Linked DNA regions of Homo sapiens: regions 1 and 3 are each linked to region 2. Evidence: chromatin contacts called from ENCODE Hi-C or POLR2A ChIA-PET data. All regions are on one chromosome and are shown on one strand. Each heading gives the region's core, a stretch centred on a gene start or an enhancer-like site at or near the end of the contact. The rest is flanking DNA. Distances are from core to core; before and after follow the strand shown.

Evidence for each region. Hi-C counts contacts between places; a loop is a spot of excess contacts on that map. ChIA-PET counts read pairs that join two places held with the same protein, here RNA polymerase II (POLR2A). Pooled maps may share reads with other maps.
Region 1: a map of OCI-LY7 shows a loop between it and region 2 (8-fold over the local background). The contact joins two enhancer-like sites. A Hi-C loop is called at or near these places in 1 of 168 maps with a recorded cell type or tissue (OCI-LY7) and 2 of 50 pooled maps. POLR2A ChIA-PET finds 5 or more read pairs at or near these places in 1 of 52 experiments (SK-N-SH).
Region 3: a loop to region 2 is called in a map with no recorded cell type, with 4 times the contacts of the local background. The contact joins two enhancer-like sites. A Hi-C loop is called at or near these places in 2 of 37 single-sample maps with no recorded cell type and 1 of 50 pooled maps.

Annotation. Positions count from the first base shown.
Region 1 is chr2:144,703,258-144,707,010 of GRCh38, reverse strand. The region is part of intron 1 of TEX41 (testis expressed 41); the gene reads right to left. Among named protein-coding and RNA genes, the nearest start is that of TEX41, 37 kb to the right of the region's middle. Within about 2 kb of position 2,495, at least 3 of the 41 ENCODE cell types and tissues checked have a DNase peak (open chromatin) inside an H3K27ac peak, as active enhancers do; they include OCI-LY7, where a contact is called at or near this core.
Region 2 is chr2:145,410,031-145,413,667 of GRCh38, reverse strand. No RefSeq gene overlaps it. Among named protein-coding and RNA genes, the nearest start is that of LINC01966, 530 kb to the right of the region's middle. RefSeq lists an enhancer at 1,269-1,428. Within about 2 kb of position 2,032, at least 3 of the 41 ENCODE cell types and tissues checked have a DNase peak (open chromatin) inside an H3K27ac peak, as active enhancers do; they include OCI-LY7, where a contact is called at or near this core.
Region 3 is chr2:144,473,625-144,477,271 of GRCh38, reverse strand. The region is part of intron 2 of ZEB2 (zinc finger E-box binding homeobox 2); the gene reads left to right. Among named protein-coding and RNA genes, the nearest start is that of ZEB2-AS1, 44 kb to the left of the region's middle. Within about 2 kb of position 2,076, at least 2 of the 41 ENCODE cell types and tissues checked have a DNase peak (open chromatin) inside an H3K27ac peak, as active enhancers do.

The DNA.
Region 1 (3,753 bases), core at 1,246-3,745, 710 kb after region 2:
TCTGTGGGCAAATCAACATGAAAAATATAAACACCTGCTAATTACCTACATTGCTTTGGAGGCTACCCAAGCTATTTCAACACTTTGCTTCATCCTCAGTCTTGTATACGCTGCATCTTGATCTCTTTGAGTGAAGATTTGCCGATACGACATTTAGTACAGGCATCGAATGTGCTCAAACTGGCAGAATTGTGGGATTTTTTTCAAGTGACTGCTTTGGGGGATTTCTCAGTTTTCTACTTTTCTTTTTTTAATTTCATGAATGTTGTCAATTACAGGCAGGCAACTGGTGGGACATTGTGGTGTAAGATATGCAGATCTCACTGCATTCACAATAGAAATTTGGAAATATTTGCTAAAGAGTCTAACATTACATATTTGAAAACAAACAAAGAAAAATCTTATTAAGTTAGATATTTGATGCTTCAACTGTTTGTGACTAATTAATGCCACGTATCTTTAAATACTCCCATGTCCCAAATACCAGGAAATCTGCCAGGTGTCTCGACATATCATTGGAATGATGTCCTTGTTTGCTATTGACATTTTATATCACTTTGAATGACTTTACCAAGCAGAAACCGTAGCGTATATTTTTCCTATTTTTTTGATAGACAGTGTCATCAAAATTATATATATGAAATCCAGGAGGGGGAAAAAATCTGAGAGACAAGTTGAATCCAATTCAAATATTTGTGTATCAAGAGCAAATTGGGTATTTCCAGAAAGTGAGCAAATTTAATTATTCATGAGGCTCTGGTTAAGTCAGCACATCTCTATCTTAACCAGATCCTTTCTAGCAGTTTGCATAGTAACAATATAAAGTACAATTAAGATTTATAAATATATGTCAACAGAGACAAAAAGATTGGTAATTCGGTAAATCAATATATTTGCAAAATAATTTTCCTGATGCAATAATTCTCATATTTTCAAAATGGATAAACAAAAAAAATTGTTCAACAATATTGTGAAGCCTTGAAGGATATTCAGAAAATCAAGAATCAGAGGAAAACTAGGGGATTCCTCCCAACTATTTCCACTGGAGTAGTTACAAGTGTCTAAGGTAATCTTTTTCTTCTCTCCATCTTACTATCTTTTAATTATACTGATTTTCAAAGAAAGAACATCTATCATTGCTTACATGAGGACAGTGGTTGCATCATCCCCTACTTCAGTATATTTTTTCCTCTCAAAACCATGACTCAATTTATCACAAGTTTGAATCTGAACTTCCAAGCAAAATAAGTCAGGAAAAAAAAAAAAAAGAGCGAGCTACCCAATCCTTTAATATTCGAGTGATTTTTGGAATGCACACATTGTGTGCTCTGCATGAGCTCTGTGGGTCTCCCTCCACACTCAATAAAAGTGAAAACCACCAAATGTTCTCTCCAATATCATATCTATGATACCCTTCCTACATAGTAATTCTAGAACAAACCTGGTTTCCAACAGGGATGTCTCCAGGCTGTACCAGTCTGCCAGGATCTTTCTGGTTAGACTCTTCAGACTCTGATCTAACTCTGCACTCTCCAAGCATGCAAAAATATAGCCACAGAGACATGAGCCATGCTTCTCCATGTGGGCTGAAGTTTCCAGGTGGCCTGTGTATGTTATGATTGTGCCTGGCCTCAAAATAAAAACAAATTGACAATCCCTTACCTCCGCCAAGCCAGTGCCAATTTTTAAATAAAATGTCTAGTGGTGATTTATTGCCAATGCAAACTGCCAGACTGGCAGCCCCATTTACCTACTAAAACAGACAAATCAGTAAAAGCTATGTCAACCTTGCCAGTTTCCCCATGTATGTTCTAGAAGGCATTCCAAATTTCATGTTTGTTCTGTTACCGGCTTTTTTATTTGTGTGCATTGAAAAACAAAATATCTAGATGACCTCAATGGCTTAAGGAAATGGGCGTTCTTTCCTTGGGTACTTTCTAGGATTATCCAAGTTCATTTTCCATAGATCACACGCTCCTCATGCAGGTAGAATTGTTGATCATTTATTAGCTGTCTTGAATATCAAACAGAGACACAGAACTGAAAGAATTTCTTTCCTGCATGTAATATCATCTTAGAGGCCTGTTTCCTATCACTTCCCCAGGGAGCAAACACCTGCCTTGGTTTTTCTCAAGAGACTTCTCTTCCTTATTCCTCTCAAACTTATAAATAACAGAACCTGTTGGCTAAGGTATGATTTTTTAAATGTCGATTTAGGTCATGTTTGGTTGTATCCATCCCTTTTATTCCCTATCAAGCTGATCTATTCCTGCCAGAATAAAGTGCATGAGATTTTTGTAACGCTCTGGTCAAAAGCACCTCCTCCTATTTAGGAGTAGCAGTTCAAAGAAGACTGCTACATATAATGTACTTTAAAAGAAAAGAAAAAATCCAAAGTCATTAATTCCTATTTATTTAACATTACAGACAGGCTGGCCTGAAGAATGAGTCTTACTTAAGCTGCCCAAAGTGACTAGTTATCAAGTCATTGAGAAGAAATTTTTTATGTCTCATCTCAATGCCTCTATGTCACTTGTACACAGACCTCAGAATCGTCTATATTTCATCAACCATTTTCTTCATGTATTATTTAATAAACTGCTTAAAGCATATCTAATTACAAACATTTATTATAGAATTCAACCCTAGAAATGTGTGAGAATATGCTAAATTGTTTGTTACCTAAAGTTTTAATGAGAGTATAATACCTCCGGCCCATATGCTTCAAGAACGTTATCCTTAATTATGTAACATGGGTATTTTACTGATATCTGTTAACTGCTCAAGCAGCTGTGGTTTTCTGCTTTTTTACACAGCTCAGGAGGAGCAGCAAGTTCAGTTTCCCCTTTTTGGGGGGTTGCAAAATCCATGCCCCAAACAGGTGTGTGCAATCACGAACCACAGTGATGAACCCAAACTGCTCCTTTCTAAAAATTCCACCAGCCGGTGACACACACTAGTCAAGGTTGCACAACCTTGTTTTCCACCAGTTATTTTGATGATTCATTCCCCCGTGGGGAGGTAACTTGCAGCCATTGTTACTTTGCTCCTGTTTCTGATAATTAGAGGAATTACTTCCTCATTTTGATGATTTCTCTTTCTCCCTCTCTTGCTCTTGCTCTCACTTGCTCCCTTTTTTTCTTTTTTTTTTTTTTTTTTTTTTTGGTAATGAGTCCTGATCTTTTGGAAGGTGCTACTGGACCAGGATTATGAGAGGTGACACTGAAAGAAGCACACACATACACGCACACATACACACACCAGAACACTTCAGTTGTGAACACTTCAAGTTGTTACCGCCTTGCAGGAAATCTGCCTGGATGATACATAATATAATCAATCACTCACTGAAAATATAAGAACGCAAACCAATAAGCAAGTGTTGCCCACTTCCAAGTAGTGACTTTGGAAAACCTTACATTGATTCTACTGATTGCTCAAGAAATTTTTATGGAATTGCCATCAGAGCCTTCCTCATGTTGTTTTAAATGTCAAATATAGCCATTAGTCCTCTTTAAATGGTGGATTTTATTTTTGTAAACATCCAAAGTTTATTCAGAGCCAAGTTTGATGTTAAATCGACCAAGTCTTCTTTTAAATAAAAATAATTTTGATCACAAAACAATAAAATTTAGTTATGTGAAGAATAAAAGAATAAATCCAAAGAAAATTACAATAAAAAGGGACAAAAAGTTTTGAACAGTGGCAAATATCACTGGGTTAAATGTAGTTTTCCCAACATGACTACCCTGG
Region 2 (3,637 bases), core at 783-3,282:
AATTTTACTCCCAATACTAATTGGGTTGACTAATCTGTCGAATTTGAGTTAATTGAAAGAACAATTACCATTGGTGGACTGGACTTAAATATGGTAAGCCTTTAAAAGAGAGACTAGGTCCTTCCTGAAGAGGAAGGTTTAAAGCAGCAGACACTCTCCTGCTTGCCTGAAAGAAGGAAGTTGCCATGTTGTAAGAGGTCTATGGAGGGTGCCATATGGCAAGGACCTGAGAGAGGCCTCTGGCAGCTGAGAGTGCTCCCTGGACATCAGCTGGCAAGAAAACAAGAGCTTCAGTCATAGAGCTGCAAGGAGTTGAATTCTGCCAACAACCATGTGAGTTTGGAAGAGAATCCTGAGTTACAAAGAGTAATGCTGCCTAAATGACACTTTGTTTGCAGCCTTGGGAGGCATGGAGGAGAGGTCCCAGTGAAGCCAGACTCCAGACCTACAGAAATGAGAAGGAATAAATATGTGTTATCTTAATCAGCAAAGTTTGTGATAATTTGTTATGCAGCCATAAAAAACTAAGACAATCACCACACCCAAATGCCCTTTATTGTTCTTTTTACCTGTTAATTTCATCTTTCTAATCTCACCTTCTTCATGAAGCTTTAAATACAATCTCCTTGCATAATAATCCCACATATCTTACTACCTTTAGCACATATTGTCTGAGCAAGTGATAGAATACGTAGTAGCGGCAACGTTTTCTCTTTGAATCATATCTTCCCAGTTGAGAAAAGAGTTCTTTCAGTAGAGGAACCATCTCCTACACTTATTTATATACCCCACAGCCCTTAAAAGTGTCACTGGTTATAAGAGATACTCAATAAATAATTAACAAATTACTCATAACTTCACTTTTACAATATGTCATGGTCATTATATCACTATTCAAATCATCTCTTATGAATTCTGAAGCACATGGTAAGGAAAAAATGAAGACTCCATAGTTAGAGTCAACTGGCCAGATGACATCTTAGACTTCAAAATACTGCATCAGCAAACTCCAATTTATATCAGTTGTACATAATATTCTTCAGGAAAAAGTATAGCAAAACTTCTGAACTCAAAGCCCATAGAACTTTTGTAAAATTTTCTGGCTATTATATTTGCCAGTAAGCAAGGAGATTTGTAGAATACAACTTTGATGCACACAGACTCGGAAGACAGCTGAAAAGAAGCTAAGGCAGAGCACATGTGTGCTGTTTATAGGCAAACACGTGCCACATCACCCACTACCCAGGTGGACATATCTCCTCTAAAGCTGTAATGGCGAGTCAAGTAACCTGTTCAAAAACCCCACAATCTCCTAACCACAGCCACCTGGCTTGTAATTATAGACTTTATTATAAATAGATATAAGCTTTGAGTGATTAGTTATTGTGTACAAAGTATTCAACCGTGGACCACCTGATTTTCACATACTGCTGTACCTTCTCCTTCCTTTGATGCATCTTGGCTATTAATGGAAAAACACCTGTTTCCTGATAGTTCTCTGAGCTATAGAGACGTACATTTATATAGAAACAGCTGGGAGAAAGGTCCTTGTGAAGGACAACAAAATCCAATTCTTACCATCACAAAACTTCCTCCTGGAGCTGCTGATGGAAGCAGTTAAGCCTGCCTTGCATCACTCCTACACAAGCTACAACAAACAAAGTGAAGCTAGGGAGAGTCTTTAACTACTGTGGAAGGATTAAGAAAATCCTACAGCAATAAGGCTGGGATTTCCATTTGATCCTAGAAACAGAAAACGTTTCTAAACCCACAGGTGAATGACATAAACGGAAAGCCAGGAGCGAGGCTGCAAGTGTTTATTGCGTTCCTCTCACATCTTTTTTCAGCACCTGCACATACCTACAGTCTTTCCTCCCCAATGCCCAGGAGCACGGGACATCCAGCTACACTGATAAACTAGCAGCAGCTCAAGAAAATGAATGATGACAGGAAATGAAAGTGACAGTGACAGTTTGTGGTTGTTTGATTTCTTAAATGCAATGAATGGTGGCCACAGAGTTTCCTGTCAACAAGTGTCTGGATAGAAAAATGAAAAAGCAATCAAAACAGTAACTGACACTTCAGGGCATTTCAGGGAAGCCCAGGGCTCACTGTGCAACAAAACCACCTGCTTAGTGTTCTCCATGGGAACTACCACTCACCCTGAGAGGAATTATCAGGATAAAGCCAAGGTGGGTGGGTGCAATGCCAGCTCATTAGTTTAATCTCCAAGGAAAGGTGGACCAAATGATAAAATTCTGGACTAAATGACCTCTGTGGTCAAATCCAGTGCAATGCTCTGTGGTCAATTCCAGTGTAAAGATTCTAGAAATAATACAGGATGAAGGGGTAGGAAATGTGACCCTAATGCAGATACCATTAGTAATTTAATTATAGGAACTTCAATTAATTTACTTCTCTCTGCCTTAATCCCTCCTCATGTAAAAATGCTACCCTTCCTTTCTGTCTTTAAGCCAGAAATCTGCTAGTTGTATGAGTTACAGGAAGAAGATCCACAATATTAGAGACACAGGGAATTAATAAACAATCGTATACAAGTATCTGGAAAAAGAGAAGAGCACTGAATTTGATATTGAACACGTTTTCTTGGCCTAATGAACATAACTGCATCCCACCATGTTTTCATCTCATCTCTCCCCTGTGACATCCCTACTGTCAAGCCAGAGTTCTTGCCATTTTCTGCTTTGAATCTTGATCTAGCCCTACCTCTTGACTTTATCCCAGTCTGATTTCCACTTCTATCAACTCTATCTAAGTGCTAGCTCCCCGTTCTCCAGCAAGTGGCCCTGCCTATCACCTTCACCCCAATGCGTTCCTCTCCACTCAGAGAAATGTGAACCTGTATCGCATGGTGTAGCCTTTCTTCTTGAAATTCTTCTCTCCTTTTTTTAATCCTTAAAAAAGAAAATGCTTTAGAGAAATATGACTGTAATTAACAACTGACAAAAATATCTGGGCTTGAGCTGAAGTGGGAAATCACAAACGTTAGTTACTTATTTTCTCATGCAGTTACCATTTGTTCTCTTTTCTCAGGGAAGTTGAAAGACCTGAGGTTCAAACTTAATAAGGCCCCATACTGTTTCTAAGAGTATTTGCAACATGTAAAGTATAAGTCAGTGCATTGCTGATATTTAAATTTGTTTTCACTCATCTGAGCTATTACACAGTATGCAATCCCTAAACCCTTCATAATAAAGAACACACATTTCTCAGCCACGAAAGGGAATGAAAGATTCAGCAATTTAAGCTCTCCGGTACTAGAAAGGTGACAAAACATTTATGTGTATCCAATCCATTCCACTGATTTGGCTCCAACATTAGGAGGGACTGCCTCAGGCAGAGACATTTTGCTATATACACATTCTTGGGAATTAGCAAATGGCCCATAGTGATGACAGCAACATCCTTCAAAACACTCAACTTTACTAAATGGATTTCACAAATACATTTTCTCTTTCTGAAGAATGTTTTTTTAAGTCTAACTGATAGTACAAATACTTGTTGCCTTTTTAAAAAGAAAATTCCAAGAAACCAAGGAGTAAGCTATAAACAAATCATTTTCACTTGTGTAAGAATGGCTGTGTAACCTGTGTTCTACCAGTTATCTTCATGTTTT
Region 3 (3,647 bases), core at 827-3,326, 940 kb after region 2:
ATACTTGATCATCTTTACTATACAGTGGTATAATTAATATTTAAACATTCTAATAATGCAGCTTGCTTTGCATGCACTTTTCAGCCTCACAACATTATATTTTATCTGGAATTGTGCTAGCATTTTCTTGGGTAGTGCCCATTTTCATAGAGTTAAATTTAAAATAGGGTAGGGCCTCAGCTCTTATTGCCAGTAAAACATCAATAGGAGAGTGAACAGGTTTCATACATCTACCAGACAGTTTATTATTAAGAACAATATTTATTTGAGATAATAGATAATATATAAATTTTGTTTCATTGCCCCATGAATGTTTTTAAATGATCAGAATAGATTAAGTTTGAAAGTTGCATTTGGCTGTTGTCCACTCACTGTTCAAAACAGGAGGATTTTGATGATGTCAAGGCAGTGCGAAATCAGCAAGTGATACATGAAACATGGAACCCCCATGCCTGCCCATTCATTAGGGCATCTGATTAACATAGTAAGGAATGTTTATTTTCAGTACATAAAATTGTAGAACTTTGGGAGCATCTTCTGAATTGCAAAAGCTGAACACCCAGGAACTTAGTGAAACAATAAAAATATAGAGAAGTAAGCTAATTTGTGAGAAGCCTGAGCTAGTTTATTTTCCTATGAGAAGTTTCTTCCTGTTCCAATCTCATGGCTGTAGGTGGTAGGGAAAAGTTGTTTCAGGTGCTGCCCTCAGCTAGTCCCTTTGAAGAGTGCAAGGTGCCCAGTGTTCCTGATCTTCTAGTTTGAATGATGAGAAAGAGCATTCTACCTTTCCACCATCACTTAAGTGTCCTTTGAAATTGAATTTGCATGCACATATTTACTGCTCATTCTTTTTAAGTGAGTAGGTGTGCTGAGCTTCAAGTCTATTTTGAGACTCAGCCCATGTTAACCCCTTGAGGCCCACTTCATGATAGGTACTGCCCTGTGGGAATCCTGTCATTTAGTGAAGCATGAAGCCATAATAGATCCACAGCCATACCACCATTGGGGCATCTCATTTCGATTAATTCCCTGAAGCCTTTGGTGCTGTGGTTTGCAGAAATCAAATGGCGCAAATGAGAACTACAAAATTAGGCAGGTTAAATTTCGCAAGAAAAAAAAAAGATAAGTAGTAGAAAAAATAGCCAGTGTAAAATATTAGTACACAGGAGCAGTAAGTAAACTAAGTTCCACACTGAAAGAACCACCAGATCTCGAGAAGTAGATATCAAGAAACAGTTTGCACTGGCTGTTTTATTTCCTTATGTCAGAAGGAAGTAGGTTTTTACAGATCCTTGGACATGATCATCTTTGTTTCTGATATTCAGAAACGGAACCAACAGTTTGGTGTCTATTTATTTTATTTGGTTTGTTTTTGAGAAAGCGAGTTAAATAAACTCAGCTTACAAATAATTAACAGCCCCTGGACTATTTAAAACCTGCTACTGAGGTGGTAGAGATAAGTTGAATCCAACAGCTGTCACATGTATGGGTTTGACAGATAGGTAAGTCCAAGAGTGGACAAATTAAAAGCATTTTTCATATGCTAATCTCCACCTGCACAGGAATAATTTTTTTTAAGGAGGCAGTCTACTGGCAGAGCAAATTCAAGAGCTATCAGTAGTACATTACTTCTAGGAATTATGACATGCAATAATGAATAAATACTTCTATGAGAAAAGTCTGCTGTGGAATCTTAATTCCAGATGGGTGTCCTGACAGCAATGTGCCAGCAATATTGTGGAAAGAAAAATGACATATATACATACATATATATATACACGCACATATGTATATGTATATATATGGCTTTTAAACTTGAATAATAATTTCTTCCATGTGTAATAGGTTCACAATTATATCTAAGGAATTACTTTTTTAGTTGCGAATAGAGATCAAAGTGAAAACAATAGTCAACCTTGCCCTTCAGGTGGCAGTTACATGTGAGCTGCATAGTGAGTGTGAGAGACAGTCAAGGATGTCAATCAGAACCTACAGATTAACCCACAGCAGTGAAATCTGAGATGGTTTATAACAAGTAGATAACAGTTTCAGGCCTATGTGAGAACGCATAAACTAAAACTTCATGCTGGGACAAAACAGGGCAGGACATTTGAGGTAGAGAGTGAGAAAACCATACTTTTATTATGACAAAGCCTCTCCCATACTTGTTGAAATGTCACTGGGTTGTTATTAAATGCTCACCATTTCTCTAGGTTTTATATTATCTTACAAAAAGCTTTTGGAGTTTCCTTTAATTTTGATAAACATTCAAATTTGTGCATAATTTCTGCACTTCAGCTTTGAATGACAGAAAATTTCCCATGCTTGTTGAGTTTCCTTTCAAGTAAGAAAGTAATTCTTGTAATAAATAAAAATGTTATATTTCTTTCTTCCAATGTTATCAAGTTAATAAACCCTTACCTTAGTTTATAAAGTCAAAATTTACTAATGTATTGAAATGAGAACCGAAATACTCAAAAAGAAATCTTAAACATCAAATAATAACGAGGGTAATGAATGAATGGTCATGGTTATGGATGGTGATGATCTAATGTAAGGTCCTATCTCTTTTTAATAGAGAGTCCTCAGGCTCAGACAATTTAGGGTTAAAGTGCCTATAACCAGATCAGAATCCTCAGTTATTACGTAGTACTCTTTTAAGACCCGTGAATTAAGTTATAATCAATGATTACAACACTGGTATCATTTATTAATGTACCCTTCTCTTCTAGGGTAGCAGAGATCAGTTTCTGACACCTTAGAACTCTTCATGTGCAAGAGGAAATTGAAACAATAACAACATATTTAGGCAGTAGGCAAAATGATTTGCTTTGGCTTTACCTACAGGGAAACTTGGGCAATGGTCATTAGACTTTTTTAATGGAACTTCAAGTCTGATGCCTTGTGACCAGGTGCTAACATGGAAAAGAGTTAGCATCATTGACATTCTTTGATTCGGAAGCACATAAGAGGTAGATAAGGAGACAACACAGGCGACCCACCTCCAGGCCAGGAGAAGAGGACAGTTCCTGGAATGTCTGCAATGTGTTACTATTTTTGTCACACCTATGTGAGGCCATCCATCTGGTCTGAATCAATCAGTCTCATCCCAGGGCTCTGCTCCTCTCCCAGCTGAAATAATACCCTTCTTTCCTCAGTGCTGTCTTCAGGAGGGGCGCTGCTCAGGACTGCCCGGACAAGGCCAATTAATGAGCCTGTGTATTTGCAAACGATGACCCAGGATTAGACACTGGAGAAAACTTTCTTTAAATTCTCTATAAACTCTGCTCTCCTAGAAACAGTACTTGAGAAAACCGGATGAATCATTAGACAAATAATTGACCCCAGAAAGCGAAAGACTGATGCTACATTACTTTGCATACGTACATCTTATTTTTTAAAGAAAATGTCCTTGCCTTGAATTTAAACCATGAATTGGTCTGCTGTTATACCCAAAGTAGATAAAGCCTGGGTGTGAGGCATTCACCATGACTTAGCCTGAAGTATTTTCTTCGGCCACTTCACTCTCCTCCACGCTACATGTTCAATTTCCCTGCACCTCTGTAACAACCCTACACCTCTGCTTCTAGATCATCTTCTTGGCATTCCTCATGTGCACATCCTGTTCTCTAGCAGTCCCTTATCCA